Linked DNA regions of Mus musculus: regions 2 and 3 are each linked to region 1. A link is a loop called in an ENCODE intact Hi-C map of the cell type or tissue named here. Cell type or tissue: heart. All regions are shown on one strand.

Region 1 (8,000 bases):
GACTCCATCTTGCTATCTATTTTCATAGGTAACGTTTTTCTGACTAAAGGCAGACACCGGTTCTTCTGAATTTAAAGTCCAGCATGGAGAACTGGAGAATTTAAATGATGACTCACAAACAGTGCCGCCAGACAGATGCACAGCCCAGGCATCCTCCTGAATGTGCATGCTGAGTCTTTCTATTTAAGAGATCTTGGTTTTAGTTTTAGTTATGTGTATGTGAGTGCAGGTGCCTGCATAGACCACAAGGGGTTGGACCTAGAGTTTTAAGAAGATATGAAACAGATGAACAAGGTTCTAGCTCTTCCCCAGATAGAAATGAAGTGGTTGGCATTACTCCATCATGATGTACTGTGCACGTGGACAGCACACATGCAAACACAGAGAAATGATAAGCACGGTTACAAAACTACATTATGTTCCTTCCAGCAGAGCTCAGGTCATTTTTCAGGAAGACTTCATGGCATTGTTCTGTGACTCAGTACTCAGCGCTCACACTGACCCTCTCAGCATCAGCATCAATCATTGTGATCTTCTCTGTGACTTTTACTCCCACATCTGTCTACACACAAACCATGTTGTATAGACACGGTAGAGAACAGTTTACAGAGGAATTGTTGAGAAACCTCTTTCTTAACCCATTTTTTCCCAGTGTGTAGCATGACCAATGCACAGTCTTCCTCTAGATGGATCTCCATCTTCTTACATAAGAAAAACTAAGTTTGTAAAAGTGATTTCTTGGATACAGAAGTTATATCAAAAGCGCTTCACCTCTTAAATCCTAGAAGCAATCTTTGGAAGTGGATACATATGTTCTATCACATTTGAACAAGTAAAATGGAGTCAAAAAACCAATTCATTAACTTCCACACTGTTGCAGTGCTGTACAGGGAATTCAGTGGTCAGAGTCAGAGTAATCCCAGGAGGGAGAATAGACCGGGTTAGTTACGTATTGCAATAACAGTCTCTGAAGGTTATCTATCTCTTATGGCCTCCAGTGCCACACTGATAGAGGCAATAGGAAATCACCTCTTGGGAAGATGAGTGTTATATTTGTTGCTTTCTTTTGCTGTGATAAAATACTATGACCAAATACAACTTGGAAAGGGAAAGGTTTATTTTAGCTTCCTGGCTAGGTAGCCAGGAAGGAACTCAAGGCAGGAACCAGGAAGCAGGAATTAATGCAGAGGTCATGGAGGAGTGCCTCTTACTGGCTTGTTCCTCATAGCTTCTTTAGCCTGCTTTCTTATAGCACCAAGAACCCCCCCAGCTGCCCACCGTGAGCTGAGCCCTCCCATATGAATCATCAATCAAGAGAACATACCACAAGTTTGCCCACAAACTACTCAAGTGAGAGCCTTTTCTCAGTTTAAGTTCCCTCCTCCGCAATGACCCCAGCTTGTGTCCACATAACAATAAAACAAAGCAGTACAAGTCTGATCATTTCATTCTAGGAATAGATGAGACAGCATGAACATAAGGATAATTTTATCTGGACAATTCATTTAGGGGTAGATAGGATGATTTCACTGGAGAATTCATTGAAATATATGAATGCTTCCAAAACATATCCTCTAGTTCCTAATACTGAAGGATGCTGAGCTGCAGGCCTGAACAAATATTCCTAACCCACAGAAGAAGGAGATGGACACACTCTCAAAGACAAACTCTTTCTAATGGTTCAGGAAATAATTAACCCGAAGAGCAAAAGGACACACGCAGAGACTGAAACTGAAGTAAATTTGATGCATTTGTTAGTATTACAAAGTAGCTCCAGGAATCCATCAGATATTTCAAGCTGGTGCAGGAGACAGAAGATACTGCGGGGTTTGGATTTTCATGATTTCTCATCTTTGCTGTCACCCTAAAACTTGATGAAATGGAATAATTCCAGGTATATTAGCGTCAAGACACAACAAAGTCCCTGTGAGAGACAGGTAAAAAGCATCTTCGGGCAGGGGGCTTTAGAGGCCTCCAAGTGCTAATTGCAGGTGTGAGGAATCAGGGGCTCAGTGACAGGAGACAAATAAGGGCCATGGAGATAGCCATTTTCCACCTCACAGTCTCTGTATTTCTAAAAGCAATCACACACACACACACACACACACACACACACACACACACACACACACACACACACCTGTCACATAAAGCTATTCACAAACTCTGAGTGATGATTTACTCCACAGGGGCTACATCCTGGGGAATTTTATGCACAAAGTGAAATGGCTCTTGCCTGAGGGAGCACCCTTTTCATCTAATTCATTGGTTTTATGAGGAAATTGAAAAAAAAAACTTGTATAGGAACATTCTCAGAGGCAAGTTCACAAAAATATTCTATGCAAAGGACAAAAGAGCCATATTTATAAGCAGCCACCATGGAATAAGTGTGCATTATTTCATTAAGATCTCTTAATGCACTCATTAGCTGGGGTATTACTGTAGTCTCACCTTAAAAATTAGGATTGAAGATTTAGGATAATTTTATAATTAGTTCAAATCAATACAACAAAGAGGCTAATTTCTATTTTGTCCAACCCAAAGCAGAAGTTAACTTGTATCGTAGTGTGACATTAAACCCCAGGGAGATCTATAGAAGCCAACTTTGTTTTGTCCACTGTCCTTCACATACATTGTCTGATTTGTTCTGAGACATAGGCCGTTTCTGACTCAGAGGTAAGATCAGCAGCATTGCTGGATGGGGTTACTGAATCACTCAAAATGTAGTGTATAGAAAAGAGCTAAACTCTGAGACATGAAGAAGCAAAAGCTAGGGTCAAAATGTTATAGTCAGACGACAGAAAAGATAAAGCCAAGACAGGAATAAAACCCAGGGATGGGTGGGATGGTTTCCTATTCTCTTCTGTGTTTGTTTAGAGTACAATGTAGAAAAAAAATGTGTCCAGAAGACTTAAATTGCACAACCTCAGAGCTCCACCCAACATTGTCTGTATAAAATCCAGGTCCTTCCTTGGAAAGAAATAGAGATTACTTTCCCATATCAACCCGTCTAATAAGACTAATTAGTAGAGCCAGGCTTCCACAGCTTCATGGATCATGCTTTGCACCGGGACTTGGCTGAGTTGTTTATTATCAAGAGGAAATGGATCAAAAGCAGAGAACATCATTTTATGCAGCAGTGGGATAATATTTACATTGGTCGAAGATCAAGTGCCTGGCCTCCTGGCACTTATCCACACACTTCCTCTCAGGAAGCCATTACAATGCTGAGTGCTGCAGGGAGGCCACTTCGGGCAGTTCCTCTATCAAACACATTGCTGTGTTTTTGACAAAAGGTTTTTGATGAATCCCATGTACTGCTTATTTCTCCTTAAACACACTTTTTGGACTAAGTCCTTTGAGGAAAAGTGATATGAAAGCCTATGATGACCCATAGTTTTTCACCCTGAAGGATCTTTATTTGTTCTAGCTCAATACAAAAGTAGGTGTAACCACTGATCTCTGAGTGCAAGGGTCAAGGGTGTTGCTGTATCCCAGTGCCTAATCAGCTACAGAGGACAATGTTATTACTTGTTAATGGATGTGTAACTACTGGTTAATGACTGCATGCAGAAGACAATGTAGGTACTGGTAAATAGATGCAACTACTGGTTAATGAATGGATGCAGAGAGCAATGTAGGTATTGGTTAATGGATGTAACTATTGGTTAACAGATGGATGCAAATAGTGACATGCTTTCAATAGGTAGAGTCCTGTTTATTCTTTCTTGTAGAAAGCAAAGAAAGAAGCTAGCTGTGGTGTACGAACCCTAATCTCAGCACTTGGGAGGTAAAGTGTAAATATTAAGAACTTTTGGCCAACATGACCTATATAACAATTATAGATAAAGAAGACTATAAAACACATTGAATATCTACTTTGTGTTGTGTCTTATTACAAGGACACAACATATGTAGTTTCTGGGGTTCCCTATCATAGAATAGAAAGAAGACCTTCTATAGACTAAAGACCATCAATCAGCAAATGTCAGAGTGGAGATTTAGATTCACTTCATTCTAGCACTAAAGGCTTGATGGTGTTTGGTTTCCTTTGGCTTTCTCACTATATCTATAGCATCGCTAAAATTTTTGAAATTTACAAAGCACAAAAGTGTGCTGGAAAATGTGAATGTTAAAACAGACAACTAAATTTAGATTGATAAATTTAGATTAAATTTAATGATATAATATAGAGCAACAAAATCACCAATATAGGAATTCCTTGTAGTAATCGGTGAAGACTCAATGTTGGTTATATATAAACCAATGTAATATAATTTTCATGGTTGCCCTGGACAACAGTCCTTCTAAATCCTGCTAGAGTAGGCTCAGCCTTCTGACTGTCTCATGACAGATCTCTTAGATCCTAGACAGTTTATTCTGTGTGACCTGAAATCAATCAGACATTCTTCCATTTATTTAGTTTTCCAGCCCTTAATGAAAGCAAACTCCTCTACTATACTCTGGATTTGCAAAGCTTCTAAGCCTTGGTGCCATGGTCCTTCTCTCCAGGGCTTTCATAGGAAAGTGACAGGGCCATAACCAATTGGAAGTTCCACTCTTACAGGGGACTCATCCATCAGCACCCAGACTTTCCGCAAGTACACAACTATACTGTCATGGAAGGGAAACTGATACATGGAAAAAAAATGGATATGACCAGAGTCTTAGACCAGGCAAAAGTAGGCAAACATTTGAATCCACTACCCCAGGATACAAACAGCTGTTCTGCAGAGAACAATCAAGAAGAATAAACATATCTATCAATTTTTGCTGATACACCTGAGCCCCACTATGTCAAGATGATCTCATGTGGCACTTGCGGATAATTTGTTCTGTTCTCAGGGACCCTGGAGTATGTTGAAAATGGAAGATAGAATGCAAGGCCAATGGGATATCTGACTCATCGATGTGCTGTTAACATTGGTTCAGCAGCAGGAATGAGTGGAAAGATATTGCAAATAGGGCCCAGATGTAAATGCAGCTTGCAAATATATCAGAGGAGACAAGGACATCAAAGGATGTCATCAAAAGATGTCATCCATCAAAGGCTGGAGAGCTCTGTCTGGGAACATATAAGGATCTCCCCAAGAGACAACCTAATCATCAGCATGTTAGCCCTGAGAAGTACACATAGTTCAAAACCATGACTCTTAGAGCCTTGTGCTTTGCTCATTTCTTTCCAGTTTTGGGGGGAGGGAGAATGCCAGCTAGGCCACTTTATTCTCAAAGAGATTAAGGGTTTTTCTAGTTATCAGGTAGAAAGATAGATGGGCTATTGTGGATATTCTCTAACTTGCTTCCAGTGAGTGATGTTTTGTTAAACAGTCTTTTGTTAAGCACTATTTTGTTAAAGACTAACCAAGCAAGACATAGTAAACTTTGATAAACTTTGCTTCATCCACTCATTGAATGTTAACATAGAGATATGAGAAATTTCTGAGAAATTGACTAGCCATGTTGTCTTAGTCAGGGTTTCTATTCCTGCACAAACATCATGACCAAGAAGCAAGTTGGGGAGGAAAGGGTTTATTCGGCTTACACTTCCATACTGCTGTTCATCACCAAAGGAAGTCAGGACTGGAACTCAAGCAGATCAGAAAGCAGGAGCTGATGCAGAGGCCATGGAGGGATGTTCCTTACTGGCTTGCTTCCCCTGGCTTGCTCAGCCTGCTCTTTTATAGAACCCAAAACTACCAGCCCAGAGATGGCCCCACCCACAAGGGGCCTTTCCCCCTTGATCACTAATTGAGGAAATGCCTTAGAGTTGGATCTTGTGGAGGCATTTCCTCAACTGAAGCTCCTTTTTCTGTGATAACTCCAGCTGTGTCAAGTTGACACAAAACTAGCCAGTACACATGTGAAGCATGATCCTTGAGTTTTAGGAGCTTTTCCAAGGAGCTGGATACTCTACAGATAATTCCAAACAATCTCCCCTTTTGATGGACAAAAGAAATACCCCAAAACACAGCATTTGAAGACTCTCACCAGTTTGCAATGGTTTCCTTTATCCATTTCCATAGTCTCCCTCTATAACGTAACAAAACCCCTGTGCTCTGGCGATTCCGTTGATCCACTTCTGTAATCTGAGATAAAACATCAAATGTCATTTCTCCCCTATGATCATGGTTCCACATTCAGGTCAGATGATCTGGTCTCTCTAGGTCTCAGTTTCCCTGTTTTCAGGATGGAAGTGACTACGAAATCCAATCCTGGGGGCTACTGAGAAATGAACATAACCACATACATCCTCAACAAAGAAGCTGGGTGTCTCTCCTCAGTGTTCACTCCCCACTGTATAGTCTAGCATGTACCTATGTGTAAGGTATAGTATAGAGATATTCTAAAACACAGTTCCTTTCTTATTGATACTATTTTGGCTCACTGTTTTAAGATCCAGCCTAGCATTGTGGGGAAAAATGAGGAAGTTGCTCATATTTTTTTTTCTGCAGCCAAGGATCAGACAGCAATGAACATGTGAGACGACCTCTTTCTTTTAACTTTAACAAAATTTATTTTACTATTTCTATTTATTATTATTATTATTATTTTATTACTATTGTTGTGTATATATGGTTGAACACATGCCATTGTGTATATGTGGTGGGGCATAAGAAGACAATTTTAAATAATGAGTTGTCTCCTTCCATCATGGAACATGAGGACTAACTTTAGATTATCAGGCTTCCTTGGCAAATATTTTACCTATGAGCCATCTCAACTGCCCTCTAGAACAAGTTTCGACCCCCAGGAATCCAAAAATTCCTAACAGATGGGGAAGAATACAGACAGATGAGCTAAGCAGTGGTGAAGAGATGCTCAGATACATGGGGAATATGGAGAAAGACCTGAGCTCAGGAGAGTGGAGTAGGAGCAGAAGGCTGTCTACTGAGAAATGATACTCTATTGGGAATCTGCTTGAAGATGTGGACATAGCAGCAGACTGAAAAGGAGCACCTTATACAGAAGCACAAAGCTACTGATAATTGCTCCCCCATGCCTCGCCACCCTGGGCTTGTTTCCCATATTGGTACTGGATCTGAGAGCTTGGCTCCTCTGGCTCTGGCCCTGGCTCTGGCTCTGGCCTCACACTCATCTGTCTTTTCTGCTTCCTGCCACGTCCAAGTATCCCAAGCCAGCTGTGTAGCTTCAGGCTCACCTTGGGAATCAGCCATCCATCTCAGCTTATCAGGCCTGGAAATCAGATTTTCTATGATTCCATAAAATAAAAATATTGTCGGACTCAGTTGGTCCTTGGACCTGAAACTTCATTCAGAGAGTCCACAAACCCACTGTGACAATTGCTTCACCACACTGTGCTACCCTGCTGCTTTCCACCTTCACGAGAAGCTCCCCCTCCCGTGTCTCAGTGGGCATCCTGTGGTTTCTTCCTCTGCAGCAGCAAGTATCCTGCATCCAACCTAACAGGGACATTCTTTTCAACTCCACTCTTCAGGCTCACCATATGGACTACCAATAGAGCTTCTTCTTGACTCTGCCCTCTTAAGCCTTCTACATAACAGTCTTACTCATCACTACCAACTTTGTACAGATGTATGGCATTGCCCAGAGACCACTTACTGTGGTATTCAATTTTTCTTGTTCCATTTTCTATTCTCAAGTATCTGTCATAAGTTCCTACCACAGGCAATAAGAGACTGTAAAGATTGGTTCAGAACATCACCTTACACTGGGAATGAAGAAGCATGCTTTCCTTGCTAGCCTCAACAAGTCATTATGATGTCACCTCATATAAGTCATTTAGTCTCACTGAAACAATAGTGAGAAAACTATTACATAGTTTTACAGGCATTTATTTGGTGGTGGAGGGAGGGGAGAGGCACATACAAAAGCATACAAATGGAGGTTAGAGGACAACTTGCAGAAGTTCTTCCACCCTGTAGCCACAAGCAGTCTTACCATCGTATTCTATTTCTTTAATCTTAAACAGAGGTCGCCAAATTATGGTTGGTGTGCCTTCACATTCAGAGCCAAGTTTT
Region 2 (8,000 bases), 520 kb before region 1:
GGCTGTTCAGTAAGGCCTATAGAAGCTGAATAGGTGTAACATACAGGCACTGATTTCCTTCTGTTGGGTGGTGTTAAATTCAGTTTGACTGATATATTTTATCCTCACGATATAAGTGCCACTATTACAGCCTTCAGGATATCTTGCCGTGTTAATTGCTTTATGGTGGTTGGTAGGCATTGTACCTGAGTAGTATGGCTGATCACTCTACTCCTTGGCTTCTTGTATAACACTCACGGATTCCATGAAAACTAGTTCTTATGGAGAAAGATTTCAGGCAAGTTCCATTCGATTCTTCCAAGTTGTGTGTCTGAAGTGTGTGGTGTCTTCAGCAGAGGGGTCTTAATTTCAAGTTCTGGGAGGAAAGCAAAGATAATAAAAACATCCTGTATGATTTTGATCTCCTTGACCTAAACTTCAAAGGGAAACATATCTTGCCTGGCACTGGGGTTTTTTATTAAATAGTATGTGGCTCCTGGGGAAATCTCATATGTGGTAACACCATTTAACACACACAATGCGTCATGTGATGTTGAGATGGAAGTTTAAGGATGAGAGACCAATGGATGGTAGCCAGATCATTGGAGTGCTCCCTCAGAAAAATTTCTGTCACTGGACAAATCTCAGTTACTGCTAGAAAGAGTGAATTCTTATAAAAGTAGTGATCCTGGGCTGCCATTTCCTCTTACATTCATCTTTGCCATGTGACTTCTTTCTCTTTCTCATGTCTGTTCTTGTCTGGTGCCATCTGCCATCCTGGGGTGTAGCCAGAATATTTTCACTGGAAGCCAAAATGAGACCTTCAGTCTCCCAAATTCTAAGGAACAAAACTTTTTTTCTTAATATATCACATAGTTATAGATCCTTTTATTATAGCTGCAAAAATGAGATGCAATACCACTCTTCATTAAATTCATTAATTTATTCCAAATAAGGAAGGTTTATTATTAGAACAGAACATTTTGTCTTCTGCTGGTTTACTCAATTAGTAAGTTGTAGGGAAAAAATAGTATTAAGTAAAAGTTTAGAAAAACTGGTTTAGAGATCTCATGTAATGAAAGTGACTCACAGATGTGCAATTAGTTGATAAATGCAATATACAGAATAAGGCACAAATTTTAGTGAGTGATAATAAAAGTGTTTTCTTTGTTCATTCCAGTAACTAAACCAATGGTTAGATAATCAAATGTTGAGCATGGCACACACTACAGGAAAGAAATAAAGATATGATTTCCTGCATCCTAGTCAGCTTGACAAGGCAGGGATTATTCCCCTTTTAAGAATATCTACTAGTATACTTACTCTGGATATGAGGAGGGACCCCTCCTGGAAACGTTTTGGCAGGCATTATGAATAACTACAGACTACTCTCGGCTAGGAGGATGACTCACTAGACAGATCCAGCCATGCCTGCTATTAGCTTCTTTTTGCTGTGGTTAGATTTCTCTTCGTTGCTGAGGGGAAATGAGATAGAGAGAAATCTACAGCAGCGAAGAGGCCTTGCAGAAGCCGGTTTCCTTGTCTTAACTGACCATTCAACTTGTATGCAAACCATACAGTCTACAGAAAAGAGGCTTGTAATTCATTCAAACACACAAGCTGCACAAATTTCCTTTGAACAACTTCACAATTGAAGATATACCTGCTTTAACACATATTTTTGATAATAAAAGGAAATTAGTTACGTATTTTCATAAATAAAGTATGTTTCTATAAAGCATAGACAGTAAATTGTCATTTTTAAACATTCTCTGGGCGACATTGAACATATTTTTATCATATGTGTTTTCTTAATTTAATATATTAATATCATATACCCCCTCCTTCTTACCCCTCACATGTCTGATCACACCTCCTTCCTCTTCAACAGCAACTGTTGTTCTTACATATACATTTAAACAAATGAATATATTAATCTATTCGGGTGTGTCATTTAACGTGACTTCCATGCATATGTTTCCAGGGCTAATAGCTTGAAATTGGATAATACTCAAGAGACTCATCCCTGGGGAAGACTAATGCTTCCTCTGACACCAATGAGGAAGTGTCTGTTCCTCTCTGTGTAAGGGTGCAATGAGAGTCTCCTCATAAAGTTGGAATGTATTTTGGTCCCACTCCAGTATTACAACTTATATGTATAAAGTCTGATACTCAAGTGTGTGTGTGTGTGTGTGTGTGTGTGTGTGTGTGTGTGTAATAGGCTGCACTCTTCAAAGTTTCACTGTCTCTTGACATCACCATACTTAAATGTACTCTTCAAAGTTTCATTGTTTCTTGACATCACCATACTTAAAGTCTGTCTTCCATCACAAGAACCCTTAGCAACACACACAAGCCAGACCCAACCAAATATGGACTTTATCCAGGAGGGTCAGGGTGTCAGGAAATACCAACTGAAGTCAAGAACCGTCAAGACTCAAGAATTCAGAGACCAAAGTAAGTCTTACATCTGGGCTCCTTATTTCCAGCAAGAGTTTGACTTGACATTGCTGGTTACGGCTTTGAGAGACCTGATTCCAAACGTTTATTTTCTCTTACCGTTTTTATACCCATGAATCCTGGAGCAGCTTCCAGGGACACTTTTAATTCATATAAAACATATAACTATATATTTTATAATTTTGCCTAAATTGTTAGTAATATTGCAGCCGTTTGACCGTAACTGCTTGTTCCATTGGATGACATGTTATGAATGATTTCCCATTTTCCCATTCCAGTAAATAGAGCTCTTTGCTGTTATTTTTAGTGACTGCCTTTTGTACCATTGTATGGTGTTAAATAAATTTCTCCACTCCTCCTGGCTTATTTTTCAATGTTAAAGATATTTAATGTTTGGGTTTTAACCAGAACCAAATATGCAGCTGTGGTGGCTATGAGCAACTAAACTTCGCAAAAAACAAAACAAAATAAACAACAACAACAAAAAAAAAACCTTTTATCATCTTTTATCACCCCTACTTTATTTCGTTTAAGACAGCATTTTAGAGTTGAGCATAAATGGCAATGTTTTAGAATTACTTTAAAATGGTGTGAAATGTTTTATAAGGACTTCGGAAGAGGCAAAAGGTGCAAAGGAATATGTGACTCAAGATGACTTCCCCACTCCCTGGAAAACGTACGTGTTATTAAATACATGAAAATATCCACATCTCATATTCTCTCTAATCTCTAGTTATCTTTACTCACTAAGACACAGAGGTATATTCATCTGAGACATTGGTCAGATTAGCTTCAAAGATTCGTCAGAAAAGTGCATTGTTTGATACTAATCAGGTAGCAAACCTCAATGTCTCAGTGACAATCCCTTCCCCTCCCCCCATTAGCCTAGTTCTCCCTAGAAAAGAATACAAAAGAAAACAAAACAGGAAACAAACACACAAAAGCCTACTCCTACACCATATATTTAAGGCACATAACAAATCATATAAATGGGGTGCATTAAAGCTAACAAACAAGATGTTATTGGTAATTATATAATGCACTTGTACAATCAACATTACCCTCATAAAACTGAGACACATGGACTATCTAAATGCATGACTTTTCAAATAAAAAGCTAAGAAGTGATTGCTGAAGCGGTTTATTTTCTGAGCTGAGAAAATTATTTGGGACAAATATCAAAATTCTCCTCCCTGTCTGTTTTTTCTGTCTACATGCTTACATGATTTTGCAAGTTTGTTCTATGGTTTTAGACACTTATCCTAACTGGGTAGGATCAATTGCTTATGTTTTCATAGTTGTTGTGGCTATTAAATGACTTCCACAGACATGTTTCTAGGTAGTATTTATTTATTCTTCAAATTCAAAACTCTTAAATATATGTTTACACCTTAAATAATTATTATGGGCAATATATAAGCCAGTGGTTTTCAATCGTCCTAATGCTGTGAACCTCATGTTGTGGTGACCCCCAGCCATAAAATTATTTCCATTGCTACTTCGTAAGTGTAATTTTGATACTTTATGCATTATAATATAAATATCATATATGGAGGATATCTGATATGGGAGCCTCTGAAAAGGTGTGCTCAACTCCTAAAGGGATCACGGGACCCACAGGTTGAGAACTCCTGACCGAAGAAGTATTTTCATGCAACAAAGGAAAAGCAAAAGGGTAGTTTGTAGGTTTCACCACTAGAGGGAGTGCCGACCAAGATTTTGAGCCTATAACCTGTGTGACTTTCTGAAGAAGGAAGTTTATTTCCTTAAGTCTGAAAGAAATTGGGAAGCTTATGTCTGCTCCACAAAAGCCTTCCTTTGATTTGTTTTTAAATATTGATTGAATTTTAACATCTATCAGAAACTTTAGGTGCTTCCCCTGTGGCCATCCGTTCAGAACTCCATTCTCTCTTTCTATAACCCTCATGACTTACCTCTGGTCACTAATTCACTGTGATATAGAACAATCACCTGGTGGTGTTTCTGGGTTTCCATTGTTATGCTATGAGGTTATGAAGGTTAATAGGGATATAATCAATTCACTTTTTCTAGCAGAAAGTTGATACTTGGTTAGTGCTCAGAGGATAATAAAAGAAATGAAGAATGAATGGGGAAAAGGTGATGTGATGGAACGTGAAATAACTCAAAAGAAACTTGTTTTTAGGATGAAATATTGGCATAAGACGTGGACTTTTCTGACTAGGGTCTTGATAACGTTGAAGATTAAAAAAAAGGATTGGGGAAAATAAAGAAGTAGTAGCAATTTTCGTTTCTTTTTGATTTTTCATAACATGAAAGTGTTGGCTACCTACTATGCTTTGACCATCCCTGGCCAAACTGAGGCTCCAATACAACAAAGAGCAGCTTACCAATTCCTTTGTTATGGAAATAGAGGGATGTTCGATGGACTGCTTTATAATGTTGCTTTCACATGACATCTCTTCTACCTGGGATCTATATGAGCGAGCTGATGACTGTTTTGTTGGGCAACCATCAGGTACTTTCATGGGGGGAAGTTCCTCCTAGCACATTACCTTGTGGTTCTTGTTTGATTCCTGTTTAGATTGCATCTGTTTGGAAATCTCTGTTCCTAGCAACCTGAGCTGTGTTCTCACTGGTGTGTCAGGAAATCCTAGGCTGGATAGTCTCTTTGGCAGATAAAGTATGCAAATTCAGTACACAACCACAACAGGAATTAAGCTCCTGGCATTTTCCTTACAGACCCAAAGCAAGAAGACTCCTTTCAGCTGGAGGCTTGTCTCCCTAATGGGTCAGCTGCAACATGATCGAGTGAAGGACCAGCATTACCTCCTCCAATTTGGTTTATGATGAAAAAGCCATAACAAATGAGTTCACCCCCTTTCTTTTCTCTCTTCTTCCTCTTCTTCTCCTCCTCTTCCTCCTCCTCCTCCTCCTCCTCCTCCTCCTCCTCCTCCTCCTCCTCCTCCTCCTTCTTCTTTAATTTAAAGACACTTTTTGGATCATTGTGTATAAGATTCTTGATCCCACTGTGCAGGAGAGTTAGCCCTTCATGTCACATCTCATCAACTGCTATCTATGTCCCTGCAGTCAGATAACTGCTCAGTTAAAATGTTGTAGTGAATAAGTCTGAAGAGAAGACACCCGGATGATGCCTGGCTGCAGACCTTTGCTGGGTTTGACATTCACTCATTAATTCCTTCCTTATAATATACATGGACACCTATGCATTCAATTATTATCATGTCAAAGAACCCACTTTCCTACGTCGTCACTGTGATGAGACCATGAGCTTCTTTGCCAAATGCCTTTTAGAATCCGGGTTTTATAACTAGGTCTCTATTTCTTGGTCTAATATTCCTGTCAGAAATCATAGGAATTCAGTTTACCCCAACTCACTCAGAGTGCTATTGATTGCTCACTTCTACATAAGTTCTAATTTATTCAATTATTCAATGTAAATAATTTTAAATGGATTTTCTGTGGTAAGCTGTGATATACATGTACTTTTTTCTTATTTGAAACACTAAAGTTTAATGCTTTGTCTATTTTTGTTTTTCAGATTCAACACCATTTTTTTTGTTTTGATTTTCTCCTCAGATTTTTACTTTTTTTTTTAAACTGTAAATGTCAAGGCCCAAACGTTGATGAGTTTTCCCTAATGTCAACTTCAAGACACTCTAAAATCAATATCAGAATATAATTTGTCTGTCATAGGCTGGGTTTCTGAGCTCAAGAACATTTACAAGGAATTTCTACTCTAATCCATTTCCGAGGATTTCGCTTCCTTGGGACTTTTATTTTACCTCCTAAAGATAGTCTGCCATTCTTCTCAGCTTTTCTGTGACCCACTGACACTTATTAAACAGTGTCAACTCAACTCTCTGCTTTGGGCCCTCAAATCCTTATACTGTGTACTAGACGGTTGAAGGAAGAATTTGTTTGCTCTATGGTTACCCAGGAAGATAAGGGGGGCACTCCATCAGGCAACAGAATCATGACACTAAGAGTTCACATCTCAGCCCCACACATAATGGGGAGACTGAACTGGAATGTGTGTTAAAGCTTTGAACTCTTTGATGCATTTCCTTCAGTAAGGCTGTATTTCTAAAGTATTCTATAATCTTCTCAAATGCTACTACTAACTTGGTACCAAGTTTTCATGTACTTGACCCAACAGGGGATACTTCTTTCCAAGCCATTATACTCTGTATTCCAGAAATGGGGAGAAAAGAAAGAAAATATCAGCAAAGTGTTTTCTAATATTATAGAAAAAATAACCTGACACACACACACACACACACACACACACACACACAGATATATATATATATATATATATATATGACAGCCTTGTTAGGCTTCCACTTGTGAACGAGGGGGAGGTGGAGTGTTAGAGCTGCAAATTCATCATCAAACAACTTCATCAGCTAGGACCCTTTTAAAGGCTTCAGGGAAACAACCTTGCCATGGCAGACATCTGTACGAGATCACAAGAAGAGACATGGATGTGTGTGTGTGTGTGTGTGTGTGTGTGTGTGTGTGTGTGTGTGTGTGTGAGAGAGAGAGAGAGAGAGAGAGAGAGAGAGAGAGAGAGAGAGAGAGAGAGAGAGAGAGAAAGAGAGAGACCAGGTGGGAGGAGACACTTGCTCTTCTGAAAACAACTCATTAAATCAACTGACACCAGAATCCCAATCAACTACACGTGTTAATCTGATGGTGAAAAATCAATGATCTGAAAAGTTTTCTCTAAGACACATCTCTTAAGGTCTAATTTTCTTGCACTGTGACTACAAGGAGATCTGAGTTCCTTTTATGAAACTTTGAGGAACACATTCTAGAACATAGCAAAACCTTTCACAAGTTTCTGAACTTTCCTTAATCAGTGGCATCTGGTTTTGAGATCAGATTTTATATGAAGAGATATTTTCATTCTTTATATACAGTAAGGCTCACATTTTCAACAGGCTCACAGACATGACTTTTAAATCCAAACCTTATGTATTCTGCATAGTATGTGTATGCATTTGTGTGTGTGTGTGTGTGTGTGTGGGTGTGTGTGTGTGTTGAAAGGGCAACAAAAACCTCAATTGTCTCCATTTAACCTGATTCCAAAAAGAAGGTCATAGGCACCAGCTCTAGGAAGAGATCATATAAATCAGAAACATTGTCACATAAAACCCCATCCCACAAAGCTTCTGTAAGGCAGACGACATAGTCGATAAGACAAATCGGCAGCCTACTGATTGGGAAAAAACTTCACTAACCCCACATCTGACAAAGGGCTAATATCCAAGATATATAAAGAACTCAAGAAGTTAATCACACACATACATACATACATACATACATACACACACACACACACACACACACACACACACACACACACACAGTCAAAAAATGGGGTATAGAACTAAACCAAGAATAATTTACAACTGAGGAATCTCAAATGGCTGAAAAACACCTAAAGAAAATTTCAAAGTCCTTAGTGACCAGAGAAATGCAAATCAAAACGATCTTGAGAGTCCACCTTACACAAGTTAGAATGGCTAATATCAAAACTTTGGGTGACAACAGAT
Region 3 (8,000 bases), 200 kb before region 1:
ACTAACTCAAGTGCAAAGCCCAAGGTGAGATAAGGCTAAAGCAGGTAGAACACACTCCACTGGAGGCAAGACTCGGGGTTATCTGATTCTCCTGTCTCCTGCTCCGAAACCTCACCTCTAGAATTCGCGAGATGGACTATAAGGTACCAGACTTTCTGACTCTTAAAAGACTGGATTTATGTCCCTAGATGACTCGAGAGGGTCGTCGCTGCCCGTTGCTCGGCGCCACAGCTTCTCTCTAGGACCTTGGGCAACTGCAGCTAGAGTGGAGCGCTGGCTGAGCCCGGGTACCACCTAGGGCGGAGAATTGGGCCAGGGGACAGCTAACAGGAGTCCCTCTGGAATGGGGCATCTCGGGTGTGGAAGCCTTGGTCTAGTTTGCCTTTGCATTTGGTAGCAATAATGGGGAGACTGAGCATCTCCCGGGGTACTCGAAGAAGAAGGTGACAGGCAGGACCTTAGGTATTAAGACAGCCAGTTACATACGGCTGTTATTTTTTTTTTTTTTTTTCGTGTTACTTTTTTACTTTTTTCCCACCTCGGCTTCTATTTCGAGTACCACCGATAGAGGAGGCGGATGGGGGAGGGTAGTGGATAATGGATGTCCGTACACGAACCTGGGAAGCTTGTATTTAGAAAGTGCACAGCTCGCTCGGAGCCTGACCTCTTCAGGTGTGCCATACACACCCGCTTTTTTAGAGCAGTGGACTCCGCTGCTTTCCTCTGGACCCTGCCATTCCTGGAACTGGAAAGCCAGCTCTCCGAACCTGGGGCTCAAACCAGTAGTAGGATGGAGAAGCCAGTGCTGGAGCCAGATGCCTACCAGGGATTGGTGGGCTGTGCCAGACTTAGCAATTATTTGTGGGTGCCTCCGACTCTTTATGGCACAATCTAAGCTAAAGGAGGCACTTTATTTTCCTTGCACACACGGGGTTCTCCTCTGGATCAGGAGTAGCACCCTTCCTCGCCAACCCCCACAACACAACGCAGAAGCTGTGGTATTCTTGCTTTGCCTTGCGCGAGAGACTTACTCCTCCTCTTCCCTCCGCGTTATCCCGGGGCTATTTTTATACTTAACTATGCTAAGATGCTTTTGGGGGGATCCCAAGGAGCCAACTCTGCATCCACAGTCTTGAAGCTGCTTTCCCAGAGGAGGTCTCTTGTTAGCCAGGAGCTGGGGTGAGTAGAGGAGACCGTGAATAAGGGAGAGGAGAGAGTTCGCCCTTGCTTCAGTCTGAGCTCAGCATTCTCAGGAAAGTACCACCAGCACCCAGGCTGCCCCACCTCCCAGCCATTTCCCCAATCCGGGTGGGAGCAGATCTCCAGCGCAGTCCCCAGGTGCCCCAGCCCTGGGTATTTGACCAGCTGCTTTGGGGGTGGGGGTGGGGGACACAAGGTACTGTGGTCTCAGCTTTGCTCCCAAAGCTCACTGTATTTGTTGAAATTCAATTACCAGCTTCCACCCAGGAGTTTATTCCAGGAATTCTATATTTAACTTTATTTTTTTTCACAAAAGGAGATTGAGATAGCTCAACTCTGCACCCCCAACCCCCACATTTCTGAAGTACTAATTCCTTTTGACACCAGGAATTAGTCTTGCTTTCTACTTTCCCAGCAAAAGTGAGTACAGTTAGAATTATTCCGACCTTCTAAAGTTCCAAATGAATGCTTAAGGTACAATGCATTGGACTGCCCTTCCTTATTTTCAACATGGTTAGATTTTTACATTCACTGAATTGGGAAAATAACATTGATATGGACTGTTGTATTACGTAAGGTTACACACACACACACACACACACACACACACACACACACACACCTCCACGGCCATGTATGAGAAGGTGAACTTTTAAAAGAGCCCCTTTGGCATCAGTTACCCATCTAAGTCTTGTTCGACAGGGATGGACAACTTCCTGACTAAGCACTCTTAAGTCTCTGCAGTTAATTAGCCAGCAGCCAGAGATGTCTTAGTGAGCAGGACTGAGCTATGATTCTGGGCTTCACATCCTCTCCTAAGCTGCTGTGCACGCAATATACCATGTCTTAAGACGGAAAGTTTTGGACAGGTGATCTGGTGAGAAAGTGGTGCCTTGATCTTACAAAGGGGATTTTGGACATGTGGAGGGCCCTTGCTGCTAGTGTGGGGTGGGGGTGGTGGGGTGGTGGTGGGGCATAACCTTTATCTCTCCAGCAGATTATAGCCTTCCTACACCTTGATAAGCAGAGTGAGCTTTGCCTTACACAAACTCGTCTATATAGCTGGGACTTGTGTTTTCATCCTCAAAAGAAGAAATTCTCAGCCTTGAAAAATCCCAGGGATTCTCGGAAGGGGGAAGATTCACAGGAGCTTTTCCTGTCTTAAGTTAAAATTCAGTGGTGATTCCAAAGCAGGTGGGAGAAGGGGAGTGGCTGGGGGAGGAGGGGGAGGGATGAGCTGGTTGGTATGTGCTGCTCAGCCTCTTTGAGACCCAACCTGCACTCTGGGTGTCACACAGCCACTGACAGGACTGAGTCCCGTTCTCTCCTGGGTAAGGAGGCAAAGATAGTCAAGCATGGGATGCCTGAATGGGTTATAACCTATGTCTGCCATGAGTATCTAGACACCAGTTCCAGAGCCTGAGCTGAGGAGTGTAGCACTTTTTTGGCTGCTCTGTGACAAGTGAACTGTCTTCCAAGGTGTTACAGAAGGACAGACAGCACTTTTCATCTGAGGTTAGAAAATATGAACACTGCAGTTCTCCAGTCCCCAACTTAGCCATGGAACCATCTGCTTTCTATCTAGACTCCCTTTCTTAAACAAGAAAGCAAGAGACTGAAGGCTGTGATGAGGCCAGCCTCTGTCCCCATGACCTTAGGCCCACTGTTTCCTCTCTCTTCGTCTCCTAGTCTTTCCTGTAGATTAGTGACTGGAGAATGATTAAGAGGAAATGATAAAATACACCTAAAAGACATTTTGCTGACTACAAAACACTTGTGAAATTTTGATTATTTAATTTGCCTTTCTGGCTTTTATATTTTATATCTACTTAATGTTCATGTTAATTGTAATTGGGGTGTGCCTGCATCGGAGTTCATCACAGCCACTAAACCTAAAATGAGGGCAGATTTAAATAAGTTTCATCTTATGTGCACTCTCCATGAGTTACGTCATCTCTGAGCCTCACTGTTTCTAAGAATTACAATTTCCAGGATCAGCGTTAACTTTTAGAGTTGTTTTTTCATCTTTGTCTGTTTTCAGACAGGGTCATATATCCTGGGCTGACCTCCAAGTTGCTCTGTAGCTAAAGATGACCTTGGACATCATCTGGCTCTCCCGCTCCTAATTTCAAGTGCTGGGATTATAGACATAAACTATAGCATCCAGTTATTTTAGTGCTGTGGTTCAAACCAGTGTGCTAGGCAAGTACTCTACTAATGGACCTACATCCCTTGTCTTTTAAAGTGTTTTGCTGTAGTTTTACTTTTAAGTTTAGTGTGTACATATGTCTTAAGTAGATATATTTGTAGGGAAGGACAATATTGCTTAATCAAAAACAGAGAAAAGTTAGAAGACAGTGACTCAGCTGGGGGAGAGTGAAGCATAACCAGTTTTGTGGTCTCTCTTGTCTAAGTTGGTCATCTGCACAAAGTGTTTGCCTTTCTATCTTTCATTTTTCTCTTTTTTCAGAATTTGTCCCTAGAGCCTAGTTCAGTATCAAACACTTAATGCATTTTCCAAGATGGGTTTGGAAAAGTGAATGAATGATTGAACGGAATCTTCACAGCTATTCAAAAGAGCAGATGGTATAATTTCTATTTTAACAATTGCGAATCTGCAGATTAGGAAACGTTGTCAGTTTTCTGAAGGTACAGAGGATTCCAGATTGAAATTCAGATCTATGTGTTCTCATTACAGACTTCAGTACTGTTTTGGGGGGGGGGGGGCTCTCCCTCCATCACCACTCAAAGTCCCACTAAGTGTCTGGAAGGTACCCAGCAACCAAATATCATTTTTTTCTATATAGAATCTCCACTGTCTTGGTCAGAGAGATGCTCCTAGTTGGAGGTAGAGTTTCTTTTCCTAGTTTGTATCTTGTAGCCCTGAACTCAGTTAAATGATCCCACCAGGGAATTGGAATCTGGAGGGAGAAGTGTAAGGACACAGAAACTGTAGAGTGTTTATCATCAACTTGGGTCATGGATCAAGTGGCTGGCGTCAGCAGCAGCATCCAAGTCTCAGGATGTGCTCCCAGCGGAGCTATTCCTTGGGTACCATCTTGACATGATCCCTGGAGTCTGGTCCCCTTCATTCCTTCTCATTTTCCAAGCCTGGATTTTCGGCATCTCCCTAGATCCTAGAGGCATCACCGAGTCTTCAGACAGCTTACTTTTTGTGTCTGCGTTAAGCAGCATCTTAAGCAGCTGATGCAAACAGCCTCCACAATCCATCTTCAGGACTGCCTCTGGCATGAAGCCTTCTCAGCTCCCTCCACCCACAGGGAATTAAGTCCATAGCTTTTGCAGGCCGTTAGAATAATATTTACTGGGCCATAGTTTGTCAATAGTTATGTGCTACCGGGAGAGGACTAGAAAAATGAATACATTATTCTTTGAAGGAAAGGCTTAAACATAACAGAAATAGATCCCAAAGGACATCTTTCCTAATTTTTTTTTTCTTTCCTTCCGCATACTGCCTGCTTTTTGGTAACATTCCAGCAGGGGGCGCAAATGACAGTACCTTCAGCTGCCAGACAAGAAGCAGCCTGCATAGGACTGAAACATGGGTCTACAGCTCAGATCCAACACTCTGTTGCTAGTGAAACCTATGACCTAACCTTGCCAGGGTTTGTTTAATGTTTAATATAAATGACAGGTTAACAGTTTTATGTAAAATTTACAGACATCGGTTTCTAGCAGCCTATTCAACATGTCTAAATAACACACGTGAGTGTGCAGAGCGTTTTCCTATAAAGGGACCTCGGAGCTCTCCCACAGACCTGCAGACTATTGGCTTCTGAGTGCTTGGGATAGACGGAAGCTTTGCTTGGAATGTGACTCTCACGAAAGATCTTACCTGTAAGGCCACAACAGGAATGTGGGGAAAGGGGTATGGATGCTATAGTCACTTCCTTCCTCGTGATCTGCTTCAGCCAGTTCGGGATGTCACTGGTCTTTATCTCTGCAAGCAGTTTTAGAATCCCATTTACACCTTTAACTCATTTGCTGAGTTCCAACCCCGCTCTACTGACTGTTCTTCCTGCCAGTGACACAGTGGGGAATAAAACAGATGGAAGCCCTCACCACTGTGCACATCTAGTAGAAGACAAAGCGGGAGAACTAATGAAAATCCCTCCTGCTTAGACTGGTATATGCTAAGGATGGAAACAAAAATCAGGGAAGTGTGAGATGAAAAGTCAGGGTTGCTGGTAAGTTGAGGGGCCTAAGGCAGTTAGCCTGGGCTCTAGTTCAGTGTGACCATGTCAAGTTTCATGATCTGACACAAAATGGTTTTCAGTGTGGGAATATGGAGTTTTGATTGGACTCCGAAATTTCAAATTAATCTCTGATATTTCTCTGTAGGCCTAACTTGTTTTAATTGATGGGTAGGCATGCTGAACACAAGCCTTGCACCAGACCTTGTATTAGGTATAGTGATGGACCACCAAACCAATCAATGATATTACAGACCAAGGTGGAAGGCATCAGTGTCACAAGGGATTGGATCACCAGATCTCTGGAGGGGCTTAGGGAAGATGTCCTTGTGGAGAATTCCTGCTCAGAACACTGGTACCCAGTGCCTTTTTAATTGAACAGTGAATGTGCATACATTTGTGCCAGAAATAACTTGCCTGTGTACCTTCCCACTTCTTTTCCTTGCCTGGATTCCCTCCTTATTGACAATTTCTTTGACTGACACTAACTTTTCTTAAAAAGTATTATTGCATTGACTCTTGAGAGCAAAGTTTTTAGTTTTAGTTTTGTTTTTTTTTTTCTTTCAAAGTATGAAGGATGATTGTACCCTTAGAGGCCATCTTCCAAATCTACCCAGCTTTTCTTGATAGACAGTTGTCCAGGAGATGAGAAAATATTTTGAGTTCCCGATGAACTTCCAGGCAGTCAGATAAACTAGCAAGGTTGTGTGTCAAAGGTGGGAAGTGTTTTTAGCTGTCCTCAGTGGGCTTATCTCAGAGATAAGCCTCGTTCGTCACAGTTCCCTTTTTTCAAATCTTTTGGTCTTTCTTAAGACAATTGTGTGGCCCCTGAGTGTGCTTAGCTATCGTCATCCTGCTACTTGACTGACTCACTTGCTTACTATGCTGAACTCCCCCACAAGGAGACAAGGAGATACGCTCCATGAGAGCGAAGACCTGGAGGTGTATGTTTGCTTCAGTTTCTAGAACACCGTGTCTGTTCCTAAGTACTAGCTCAAAAGAGAAACCCTGAGAGTCTTCATCAGAGAAAATGGGGGGTGGGGAAGGCTCTTCATGGGGGGGAGAAATATTTAAAGAGAGAGGGAGGTATCAGAAAAAAAGGGATAAGAATAAAGCATAGTCAGAATTGGTGTGGATCCATTTATTGAGAACCCAATAAATTATTTGGGGTCTACAAAGTATAAATTCAGCTGAGTCCTTTGGCAGGAGCTCATTGTTGAGGCGATCTTAGACACACAAACCCTCTGACTCAGAAAGAATGTGGTAATGATAAGGTCTGGCTTTGGCAGCTGGCAATAATACCAGCTGTCTCCCCCCACCCCTCTCCACCCCCCTCACCCCTGCCTAACCTACCCATCCACCCTCCGTAGTCCTACAAAGGTGAGAGAGCTTGGCTTCTTGGCTTTCTGTTTAAGTAAAATGAAGCCTTGAAATAAATCACTTATTTCCATCCCCTGGGTGAAGCTGGTAGATGCTGAACCTGCAGTGAGAATCCTCTACCTGCGCTGAGCAGATAGCTTAAGATTATTCAATCCACCCAGAGGATTGAATGAGTAACCCACACTCTGTTTAAGTGTTAGACTGAAAATGGTTCACGTCTCCTTTCATCCACCCAGAACTTCCACTTCAGCATTTTACGTCTTGTCGCCTTTCCCCTAGAATTCCTGCAGATTCAGGGCTTGTAAGCCCTGCAGTAGGTTGTTTTATGTAAATGTCTTCATTCTTTCATTTAGGAGAGTCAATCAAAGTCCTATATCAGCACTTAGAATACAGTGAGAGAAAGGTGATTGCAGATGAAGCTGGAATGAAAAGGCATGCTTGCCTTGCTGTGCTCAGAAAAAATAACTGCACCAGAAACAGGGACCCGAGCAGGCTGAAAGTCTCCTAGGGAAAGCTGGTTTGCCCTTGACTCCCACCCCTTCTCCAAACAGACTCTTTCCAGCGTAGGGAGGAGAGAGGGACTCCGTGTCAGGGACAGATATCTGAGATTCTATTTTCGAATTTTTTTTTTTGTTTTTGTTTTGCTGGTATTACGCATTTGTGTTGGCTTTCAATAATGGGTGACTTTTCTGGGCCTTAATTTTTCTCAACATTATTCTGCAGCTATAAAGACATACAGGTGCCTAGTGCCATGCTCAGGAAGTTGCCTTTGGTAAAGTTGATAGGTTTCACAGATGCAAATATAAGGCTGCTAATGAAATTTCAGAAAAACAATAAGCAACAGTTTAGGTGTATCCCAGATACTTAAAAATTCATTTACTGTGGACTGAGGATATAGGTCAGTGTGTGTGTGTGGGCGGGGGCGGGGGGGGGGCTGAGAATATAGGTCAGTGGGAGAGTGTATCCTTAATATTTTTGAGTACTGGGGTCTGTCCATTTGTGGTGATGTTAGCCTGCTATCCTATACTTACAAAGTCCCACTAGTTTCCTACATCTTGTGAGAAGTTACTTTTCTGAAAACTCCAAACCATGTGAAGGTTAAGGAAAGGGTTACACTGTGATCTCAAAGGTGAAATGGTTTCGCCTATGGGAATGGTCCAAGACAAAACAGAAATGTTGTTTTCCCTAGTGAGCTAAGCAAGGAGC

Evidence for each region. Hi-C counts contacts between places; a loop is a spot of excess contacts. Peaks named below come from ENCODE experiments on the same cell type or tissue, not always from the same donor. Only the 100,000 strongest peaks of a DNase experiment are listed, where the experiment ranks them.
Region 2: a loop joins it to region 1, with 3 times the contacts of the local background. A loop is called at or near these places in 3 of 42 quality-filtered maps.
Region 3: it touches region 1 in a loop (2.0-fold over the local background); 4 of 42 quality-filtered maps call a loop at or near these places.

The regions. Positions count from the first base shown.
Region 1 is chr5:39,433,152-39,441,151 of GRCm38, reverse strand. No RefSeq gene overlaps it. Among named protein-coding and RNA genes, the nearest start is that of Gm25377, 84 kb to the left of the region's middle. In heart, no CTCF peak of the experiment used is centred here; a DNase peak (open chromatin) is centred at 3,151; H3K27me3 peaks cover 449 bases.
Region 2 is chr5:39,957,324-39,965,323 of GRCm38, reverse strand. No RefSeq gene overlaps it. Among named protein-coding and RNA genes, the nearest start is that of Gm35191, 24 kb to the left of the region's middle. In heart, a CTCF peak has its summit at 4,135 (motif pointing right); no DNase peak of the experiment used is centred here.
Region 3 is chr5:39,636,361-39,644,360 of GRCm38, reverse strand. The region is part of intron 1 of Hs3st1 (heparan sulfate (glucosamine) 3-O-sulfotransferase 1); the gene reads left to right. Among named protein-coding and RNA genes, the nearest start is that of Hs3st1, 4.3 kb to the left of the region's middle. In heart, a CTCF peak has its summit at 4,686 (motif pointing right); a DNase peak (open chromatin) is centred at 770; H3K4me3 peaks cover 1,385 bases; H3K27me3 peaks cover 1,350 bases.